2 separate regions of the Mus musculus genome follow, and region 2 is linked to region 1. Evidence: chromatin loops called from intact Hi-C (ENCODE). Cell type or tissue: left cerebral cortex. All regions are shown on one strand. Links, peaks and the distances in the headings refer to the core of each region. The heading gives the core; the rest is flanking DNA.

Evidence for each region. Hi-C counts contacts between places; a loop is a spot of excess contacts. Peaks named below come from ENCODE experiments on the same cell type or tissue, not always from the same donor. Only the 100,000 strongest peaks of a DNase experiment are listed, where the experiment ranks them.
Region 2: it touches region 1 in a loop (2.1-fold over the local background); 2 of 42 quality-filtered maps call a loop at or near these places.

Annotation. Positions count from the first base shown.
Region 1 is chr7:16,238,973-16,244,349 of GRCm38, reverse strand. C5ar2 (complement component 5a receptor 2) reads left to right here and starts at 196. Exons shown (of 2, transcript NM_176912.5): 1 at 196-327. In left cerebral cortex, for the core only: a CTCF peak has its summit at 2,438; a DNase peak (open chromatin) is centred at 4,487; H3K27ac peaks cover 296 bases.
Region 2 is chr7:16,084,761-16,090,137 of GRCm38, reverse strand. Zfp541 (zinc finger protein 541) reads right to left here. Exons shown (of 16, transcript NM_001099277.2): 9 at 278-341. Among named protein-coding and RNA genes, the nearest start is that of Napa, 11 kb to the left of the region's middle. In left cerebral cortex, for the core only: no CTCF peak of the experiment used is centred there; a DNase peak (open chromatin) is centred at 2,351.

The DNA.
Region 1 (5,377 bases), core at 140-5,139:
CAAAACAGAAGTTTGCAGAGTCCAGGGGATTGCCAAATGTGTGGCCTGTGGAATCTGCTTATGTCAACAGGGTTGGAAGGGGAAGTGAGCAGGAAAGGAAGTGGGCTGAGAGCTTGGCGGACTCTAGTGTGTTCTTTCTCCTCCCCCAGCCCCAGCCTTCTGGACCCTTGGGTCTTACACACCTATCTGTTCTTCAGATGCAGGGCTCCAAGGCCTGGGGCCAGAGCCGCCTTCCCTTGTAACGGTGACCTCCGGGAGCTCACATCCAGGAAGCTGTTACATTGCAGTAGAGTCTTCTGGGATGAAATATGAGGGGCTGGGAGACGGGTCAGTGAGTAAAGTGTTTGCCATTTAAACATAAGGATATGCGTTCCAGCCCAGGCTATGGATTTGCCTGGTACAGAGGCACGGTGGGTTGTGTTTGTAACCTCAGCACGGGAGAGTGAGACAGATGGATCTCTAGGGCTTGCTGACCAGCAGGCCTGGGTTAATCAGTGAGCATCTAGAGCAAGTTGAGAGCCTTGGTCTCTAAACACAAGGTGGAAGGAAAGGGAGGGCCCTGGAGAGGTGGTTCATAGGTACCGCTCTCAGCAGCAAGCACTCTCACCTGAGGAGCCCTAGCCCTAGCTCTACTACTGAGCCACACTCCCAGCCCCTCATTGGTGAGTTCTTGGTTCTGTTGAGCCAGGCCCCCAATCCTTTGCTGGAGGATTCTAGGCAAATATCCTAACACTGAGCTGTGCACTGCTCCAGACCTTTTATCATCTTGGCACATCTGTTGACCAGGTAAGTCTCCCATGTTGAGGTGTGGAGAACACTGAGGCCTTTCAGGATGAGAGAGAGAGAGGAGAGGCCTGCATCACAGAATCTGTAGTGCCTTGACCCAGAAGCAATTTCCTCTAACAACATGACTTTATGCTCTAAATATCAACAGAAGAATTTGTGACCGCATCCTTCTCAGCCTTAAGCAAGGCTCAGAGAGAAAGACGACCATCAGGAACTGCTGAGTGACGAGAGTCCATGTCAGGGTTGAGGCCATGTCCTGCTCGGTGTCCTAAGCCTGCACCATGCTGTAGGTGTATAGTTTAAGACAGTGTACTCTAGGGCACACTTTAATTCCCACAATTGGGAAGCTGAGGAAAGCAAATCTGTGAGTTTGAAGTCACTCTGGCCTACGTGAGACCCTGTCTCAAACCCAACCCAACCCAAATCAAACCAAACCAAACCCAGCCACTATAGCCAACTTCTTTTTTGTTCTTGTCATTACTACTACTACTACAAATAATAATAATAAATATCTAATAATAATTTTCACTTTAAATATCTGTGCACATGGGCCTGTGAGAGTCACAGTTTGTATTTGAAGGTCAGAGGCTAGCCTTAATTCTAGAGCTTTCCTTTCTACTTTGAGACAGAGTCTCTTGTTGCTTGTAATGGCAAAGGCCAGCTGGCCCACGTTTCCAGGGATTTTGACTCCCTGGCTGTCTTCCTTTCTGAACGCTGGCATCACATACATATACTACTGAATGTGGCTATTATATGGGTTCCAGAACTTCAACCTCAGGTCCCCATGCTTGTGTGACGAGCACATTCCCCACCAATCCACCCATGGGGACCGGACAGATCTCTCCCGTGAGCTCCCCCTTGCCTCTGCCTCCGGAGTGCTGGAGTGACAAGCATGTTCTCCTATGCCTGCTGTCTTCCCATTTTACAGGTAAAAAAACCAGAGGCCCAGAAAGGGGACAGGATTTGCTTATTTTGGGGCATGTGGGGGTTTGAGACAGGGTTTCTCTATGTAGTCCTGGCTGTCTCTCTGTGACTCTTGGCTGGCCTCGAACTCAGAGACCTGTCTGAGTGCTGTGATCAAAGGTGTGCGCCACCACTGCATGACAGGACTTGCATTTTATGTTCCCCGGAAACCTCAGGCCCTGGGCTCAGCTTCTTGATCTTTCTGAGGAGGGTTCATTCTGGGCTATCATCCTCACAACATTTGAGGAAGGAAAGATCTTTAAGAGTCTGTGGCTGGCAGGAATGAGAGGCAGAGAACAGCGCAGCCGGTCAGTGGAGGGTTAGCAGGCCGCTGGTGATTACTGCAGAATCTTAGGGGTCCTTTAGTGCCAAGGGTGGGTGGGAAGTGGTTTCAGAGATAGCCCTCCAGACCTTGCTGTTCAAAGCCCACACACCTCTGGCTTCCAGGAAGCTGATAGTAGTGAGGCTGCGGGTGGAGGCACACACTTTCGGCTTTTCCGACCTTTCTGTCTGTGGGTTAATTTGTGACTCACGGGGAGGAAGAAAAGACAACTATTTCCCTGGGGCTAGCGGAGGCCACGCCTGTTTTTCCTGGTTAAGAAGGTTGCGCAGGGTCCTCAGAGAATCCCATAGGATCTGGGGAAGGGTTGCATTGCTGAGACTCAGGCCCGCTACTGTCCCTGGTGGAGAGACTCTGGGCTTCCTTGCGGCTGCTGAGGTCTGCTGTGCTTGTGCATTCGGCCAATTTGGGACCAGTCAGAAGAGAGGTGAGGAAGGGAGGCATAAAGGAGGTTGCGAGAAGGGGTGGAGAGGCTCATAATGTTTGCCTTAGAAGCTTTCATTTTGAAATCTTGGGAGTCAGAATTAGCATTCCAGATTATATATGTTGTATTTTCCTGAGACAAGAGCTCATGCTGTCCAGGCTGACCTCAAACTCACTATGTAGTTGAGGTGATCTCGAACACCCGAGTGTCCTGCCTCCACCTCCAGAGTACAGGGATCATCAAACACAGGTTATGTAGTGCTGGGAGCAGAGCTCAGGGACTTTGGCACTCTACCAACTGAGCCACACCCCCAGCCCTGAATCATATAAAATAATCTGTTTCATTACGACATTTATATTATATATGAATGTTCTTGAGTTTTGCTCAAATTCACCACCATCTCTTTTCTCATCAGCTTGTATGTTGTTGTTGTTGTTGTTATTATTGATACAAAATATCTCTACGTAGCTCTGACTGTCTTGGAATTCGTTATGTAGACAAGGCTGGATTCACAGAAATCCACCTCCCTCTGCTTCCAGAGCACTGGGATTAAAGGCATACTCCTGGCTTATACTTAAAAGTGGCAATTTGGAGCTGAAGAGATGGCTCAATGGTTAAGAACATGCAATGTTCTTTCAGAGGTCCTGAGTTAGGTTCTCAGAACCCATCTTATCAGTGGCTTACGAACACCTGTAACTCCTGCTCTAGGGAGTCAGATGCCTTCTTCTGGCCCCAGCAGGTAACTGCACACATGTGGCCAACACTTGTGTGCATAGACATATGTAAAATAATGGCAATAATATTTTATGTATTGTGTATAGAGCCAAACAAATATAAATGATTTACTGTAAAAGAAAGCAATGTCACTGGGTGCAGAAGTGTCCATTTGTAATCCCAGATGAGAAGGCAGATAAGAAAAGAAGGTTTCTTTTACTCTCTGGCCCATCTGTTGAGCCAGTTGGCAAACTTGAGGTTCTGTGAGATATCCAGTCTGAAAAAATGTGGAGGGCTGGAGGGTGTGGCTCAGTGGTAGACCCCCTGCCTAGAATCCCCCAGTGAGGGGCTGGGGGCGTGGCTCAGTGCTGGAGCCCTTACTTAAGTTGGAAAGAGGGAGAAAGAGGGAGAAGGAGAGGGGGGAGAGGGAGAGAGAGAGAGAGAGAGAGAGAGAGAGAGAGAGAGAGAGAGAGAGAACATGAATTCTGGGAACCATCCTTGTCTCTCTTTACAGAGGAAATACCATAGGCTGATAGTGACTGAGTACAGAAACTGTCCCAGACTATTATCAGTAGTAGCTGTGAAGGGTGGGGTCAGAGATGGGAAGAGAGGTAGTGATAACAGCAGTTCACACACACATACACACACACACACACACACACACACACACACACACACACACACACAAACACACACACGAGCAGGCACACCCTGTCTGCTGTTTGCTGTGGACGAGCACTGTGGCAGCCTGTCTCCATAGCAGATCCGCTAACTACACTGACTATCCGCAGCGCTCGCTCTCCCAGGTGGGGTCTGTGATTATCCCTATACAGGTACACAGAGATTCCGCAGCTTGTTGAAGGCCACACAGCTATTGAAGCTTTGAGTTTTTGTACTCTTGTTATGCTCTATATTGCTTGTTTTGTTTGTTTGTTTTGAGATGAGGGTCTTAACTTATAGCCCAGGTTGGCCTCAAAATCATGGCATTTCTCCTGCTTCAGCCTCTGAGTGCTGGGGTGACAGGTGAGTTTTTGTTTTGTTTTGTTTTTAAACAGGTACAGTTTACTTTAAGGAAGGAAAACTACTCAGAAAAATGGCTTGGCCTCATAGCTGGCTACCTGGCAGAGCTGAGAGTGTCCCAATTTCCGTTCTGTCCTTCCTGTTTTAACAGTGTTGGCCAAGGCTTTGGGCAGTGCCAGACAACCCATAAATAGTCAGATGAGAGCTGCAGGTTCCAGCCACTCCAGACATGGGGTTGGGTGTCCCCTCCCGCCCAGGTCCTGTCCTTCCCCGCCTGCTTTGTGTCTTGTGTGTGTTTCTTAGGCTTTAGTTCTTCTGTCCCACCAAACTGGTGAGCTGGGTCCTAGAGGAGGATGTGCACAGACAGAGCCAGCCGTGACTGCGGGTCAGCTCAGGGCCACGGGGATACACGGCTGACTAGCTTCCCAGTTTCTCACATCTGGGGCCGGTAATATTTCTGGACTCCCTAGGGACACGCTGCAATTCAGTTCTGTCTTCTTAGCTGAGTGATTTTAACTAAGTTACTCACCCTCTCTCTGCCTCTTTAGCTGCAGAATCGGCTTACCAAGACTGTATCAAAACACAGTGTTGAAAGGTGTTTGGGGCCAGGCCTTGCACGTGCACAAAATGGTGCCCTCTAATATCCTAAAACTATTATTATTATTTTATTAGGTAATTTTGTGTCTTAGTTAGGGTTTTTATTGCTGTGAAGAGACACCATGAGGGGCTGGGGGCGTGACTCAGTGGTAGAACACCCACCTAAAATTCCCCAGGGGCACACGCAACTCTCTCTCTCTCTCTCTCTCTCTCTCTCTCTCTCTCTGACAGGGTTTCTCTGTGTAGCCCTGGCTGTCCTGGAACTTGCTTTATAGACCAGGCTGGCCTCAAACTCACAGAGATCCCTCTGCCTCTGCTCCAAGTGCTGGAATTAAGTTGTACACCACCACTGCCTGGCTAATTATTTCTATCTTAATAGTTTCTTTTCCTGTTGCTTGTGATGAAATACTCCACAGCCAGATGTGGTGGCACACTTTTTTATCCCAAGACACTTGGGAGGCAGAGGTAGGTAAATTTCTGTGAGTTTGGGGCCATTCTGGTCTACATAAAATACTCTTAAAGGGCTACTTAAG
Region 2 (5,377 bases), core at 75-5,074, 150 kb after region 1:
CAAATGCCCTTGCCTCCTGTACTATGCTTTCACCACTTCTGCCCAGAAACCCAGGTCCACAGTAGAGATTCTGTCCCACCCCATGCTCATCTGTGTTACAGAAATAACAGCAGAAACTCTTGACCTACTATTGGAGAAACCCAGAGCTTCTATATGGAATATCTCCGTCTGGTCTGCCCTCCCTTGGAAGACAGTCCTGGGAAAGGAGACTCTGGAAGGTCAGGCTGATGGAAGCACCCTCACTAGAAGGACTTGGGCACTAAGGGTTCCAACTCACGGTTCGATGCTGATTTTAGTGTCATCCTTCACCACACAGATGCCAAAGGAGCTGTCCACTTGGTCTAGAAAACACACAGGGAAAGGCCTCAACAAGACTGACCTAACAAGATCCTCTGGGCCTTCTACCTGCCTCTGTGAACATGGTGAAAACAAACTATAAGGCCCAGAGAGAGAAAAAGACCTCTGAAAAAAAGCAAAGGAAGAAACTGAATAATTTAAAATAAATAAATACAGAGCAGCAGAGACAGGCAGATCTCCATGGGTTCAAGGCCAGACTTTTCTACACAGTAAGGTCCAAGGCTTCCAGGGCTACACAGAAAGACCCTGAATCAAAAAACCAACCAACTGGTAAGGCTGGTAAGGCGGCTCAGTTGGTGAATTTGACACTAAGTCTGAAGAACTTAGATTCATTCATCTTTGGGGCCTGCACGGTGGAAACAGGGAACTGACTGCTACATGCTGTTCCCTCCCTCATTTCACATGTGTCCACACACAAGACAGACAGATGGAGAGGTAAACATAAATAAGTAAATAATGATTTAAAACTAATAAAAAACCCACACACATATTAAAACAGTTAACAGGCCAGTGAGATTGCTCAGGGCATAAAGGCACTTGCCTTAGACCCTTTGATTCAATTCCCAGGACCCATTAAGTGGAAGAAAATATCTGACTCATGAGTTGCCTTTTGAACTCCACACATGGCACCCATGCACATATGATTAAGCACATATAATCAATCAATAAATATAAGCTTTAAACATTGATAAACAATAGAAACAACTTTCTCTTGATAATAATCAGAATCTGTGAGTCCTGAACAAGCTTGACTTTCTTCCTCACAAGCTCCTGGCTTGGGTAATTGATGCTTTCTCCCAAGAACTTCACTCAAAGATGGGGCTACCCCACAACACACAGCTCATAGGCTTAAGAAAATTGCAGAAGGGCCTGTGAAATGACCCAGTGGGTAAGAATGTTTACTGCCAATCCTGATGACTTGATTTTGATCCCTAGGCCCCACACAGTGGAAGGAGAGAACTTACTCCTACAAGATGTTTCTGACCTCCACATGTACCCACGTGCGCAAAGAGATACATTTCTTTTTTTAAACAAAAGCAAAATTTAAAAACTGTACAATTAAAAAAATAATGGAAGGCAGAACGATGAATTTTCATCAAGGAGTAACTTAAGAGGTGGAAATCTAGTGATAAAAAGTACAATAATTCATGTTAAACTTATCAGGTTTGCCTGAGTTGGTAGAAGGAAATGATCAGCAAACCTGGAGAAGAATGAATTAAGAACCTGAAGAGGGAAAAGAATGCAGAAGGTTGGACACCACTGAAGGCTGAAACCACATGCAATGGATGCCCCAGACAGAGAAGAGAATGGAAAGATGAAGAGAGAATGGTAGGAGAGCCCACAGACTTGGTGAGAAACAATGTACACATCCAATAAGCACTGTGATTCTAAATAGGACAAACACAGAGGGAAAGATGCAAAGTCAAAGATTAAAATCTCAAAAGGAGCCGGGCGTGGTGGCGCACGCCTTTGATCCCAGCACTTGGGAGGCAGAGGCAGGCGGATTTCTGAGTTTGAGGCCAGCCTGGTCTACAGAGTGAGTTCCAGTTCAGCCAGGGCTATACAGAGAAACCCTGTCTTGAAAAATCAAATCAAACCAAACCAAACCAAATGAACAAACAAAAATCTCAAAAGCAAAATGAGAAAAAAAAAAAAAGCAAAAATAAACCCACCTCACCCTATGCAGAATTCCAGTAACACTCACAGCTGACTTCTAATAGATTGGTGGTCAGAAGATAGGGGCACAGCACTGTGCTGAAAATAAATGTCAAGTCTTATACCACAAGGTTAACCTTAAAAAGCAAAGTGAAAAAGATCCCCAGATTTAAAGAAGATTGAGGAAAATATGTTGCTATCAGTCTTGGCTTATGAGAAATATTAGAGGGGGATAATCTTCACCCTTAGGAGAAGATACTAAGGCATCCCACAGCACAGATGGAACTTGAACACGGCTGAGAGTAAAGAAGCTAAGCATAAGGCACCACATACTGTGATTCCATGTGCTTGAAACCTTTCAAGCAGCCAAGCCTACAGAGACAAAAACTGGATGAGCTCAGCCCAAACCTGGGCAAGAGACTAGGAAATGAATTGTGATAGAGTGGAGTTTCCTTGTTGGAAAATAAAATAAAATAAGTTTAAAATAAGTTGTGGGGCTAGAGAAAGATGGCTCAGATTGCTCTCGCAGAAGACCCAAGTTCAGTTCCCAGCACCTACATGAGATAGCTCACAACTACCTATAACTTCAGCTCCAGGAGATCCAATGCCCCTAATCTAAACTACACAGGCACCTGCACTCTCATGTGCATATAATACCCACAAACACATACATACATACATACACATAGTTTTTTAAAATTAAGCTAGGCATGGTAGTAAACACTTTTAATACCAGAACTCGGGAGGCAGAGGCAGGCAGATCTCTGTGTGAGGCCATCCTGCTCTAACGTGGTCCAGGCTAGCCAGAACTACACAGTGAGACCCTGTCTCAAAACAAACAAGGATTAATTATAGAGCATGTGAATTTTATGCCATTAAAGCTATCATTACCTTTATTAATCTTTAAAAAGAGGTTGTAAAGAGTGCTCAGGCAGTGGTGTGGCTCCGCCCTCTAAAATGCTGGCAGAAGTAACTGTTCAGGTAATTATAAAAGGTAGTGTAATTTGTTTTCTCTTCCTAATTAACTTAAATATGAGATGTATAAGGCAATGCATATCATGGTCCTGAAACATCTAGAAATGTAATATATGTTACAGTGACAGTACAAAGGACCGAAGCTGTCTTCTCTGGAGATAGCAAAGTCAGTTTGGAACTCCTTAGATCAACCCCCAAAATGCCAATAGAAGGAACAAACAAGAGAAAACAAAACAAAAACCTGTGTGTTGGGGTGCATATTTACAAACCCACTGCTGGAGAGACAAAACAGAATCCCTAGGTTCACTCAACATCCAGCCTACTTTGTTCCATGAGCTCCAGGCCAGGAAAAACCCTGTCTCAAAAGAAAGAGGCATTGGCAGGGTTATCATCTAGCCTCCACACATATGGTGGCTTGAATATGCTTGGCCCAGAGAGTGGTACTCTTTGGAGATGTGGACTTGCTGGAGGAACTATATCACTGTGGGCATGGGATTTAAGACCCTCATCCTAGCTGCCTGGAAGCCAGTCTTCTCCTAGCAGCCTTCAGATGAAGATGTAGAACTCTCAGCTCCTCCTGCACCATGCCTGCCTAGATGCTGCCATGCTCTCACCTTGATGATAATGAACTGAACCACTGAACCTGTAAGCCAGCCCCAATTAAATGTTATCTTTCTAAGAGTTGCCTTGGTCATGGTGTCTGTTCACAGTAGTAAAACCCTAACCTAGACAACACACATGTGTACCTGTATATACACGAACACACAGAGAGACTGCATGCACACACACAAAGAAGAATAGCACCCAATGGTAATAGCCCCATAGGAATTACAGCAAGCATAGAATGGCAATGAAGGGTACAGCAAACTCAGCAGGCAGTGCTTGCTTTCTTCTATTGCTTTGACTTCATGTGACCAAATCTATAAAATTGTACATAAAGTTGTAAGGACAACAGTTCAGAATGGAGTCTGCTGACACATCTGCTTAGAAACAGATGGCACAGGAAAGGCCCATGAGATGGAGAATGCAGTGTCTCTGCCCTTCACCATTACTACATGAACACAAATCTAAACGGATTCTGCTAAGGAAAGATGTCTACTGCACAACAAATGGCATGTGCCTGCCTTTCCACCACTTGGGAGACACAGGTGGGAGAATGGGGAGTTCCAGGCCAGCCTGGACCGTATAGAGATCCTATCTAAAAAAAACAGCTACAAGCAAAGATATGTAAGACACACACTGGGAAAAATGATTGGGACAAAGTACAACAAGTCCTAAATAAATGGGAAGATGGTCTGGTCCATCATGAATAGAAAGGTCTAAATTATTTAGGATAGTAATACTTTCTAACTTATGTACATATTAAACAGAGTAACTATTAAAATAACCACTGATCCTAAAATTCTACAGTAATGCAATGGACCTATGGCAGCTAACACAATTCTGGAAGACAGAACAACATAAGAGAATTCAAATACACCTATTTGAAAGCTTACACAAATCTACAGTAGTCAAAGCACTATGGTACCAGCATAAGCATGCAGATCATAGAAAAGAACTCGTCTGTGGAGCAAACACATGCACTGATGATTAATGGAGGTGTGTGTTTGCATTTGCAAGTGCACATTTATTCAGAAAAGTATGCAAGTGTGTATGGGGCACAGGTATATGTCACATGTTATTCCTCAGACATCACTCACCTTGTCTTCTGAGACAAGATCTCTCTCTGGCCTACAGCTCACTCAACAGGCTGCACTGGCTGCCAGGAAAGCTCCAATCTCCCTATTGCTGAGAGTACAATTGTATGCCACTACACTAGGCTTTTTTTCTCATAGGCTCTGGGAACTGAACTCAGGTCTTTGTGCCTTGGTAACCTGATTTTAGTAAAATCAACTTGCTAAAACCAACTTGATGGGAATTATATTTTCAGCAAATGATCCTGAAATGAATGGAATCCATACAAAATAATGAACTTTGATCCTTACCTCATACAATATCCAAAAGCTAGTTGGAAATCCATTAAAGATGTAAATTTAAGAGTCAAAATTATAGCTGGGCAGTGGTGGCACATGCCTTTAGTTCCTCTCCTTGGGAGGCAGAAGCAGGTGAATTTCTTTGAGTTTGAGGCCAGCCTGGTCTACAGAGTGAGTTCCAGAACAGCCAATGCTAGACAAAGAGATCCTGTCTTAAAAAACCAAGCAAACCAAGCCAAGCCAAGCCAAACCAAACCAAACCAAACCAAACCAAGCCAAGCCAAGCCAAACCAAACCAAACCAAACCAAACCAAACCAAACCAAACCAAACAAAATTATAAAACTCTCTCTCTCTCTCAAAAAAAAAAAGATACTGTGCGTCTAGTGTCTCAAGAGGCTGAGGCAGGAGGGGTATG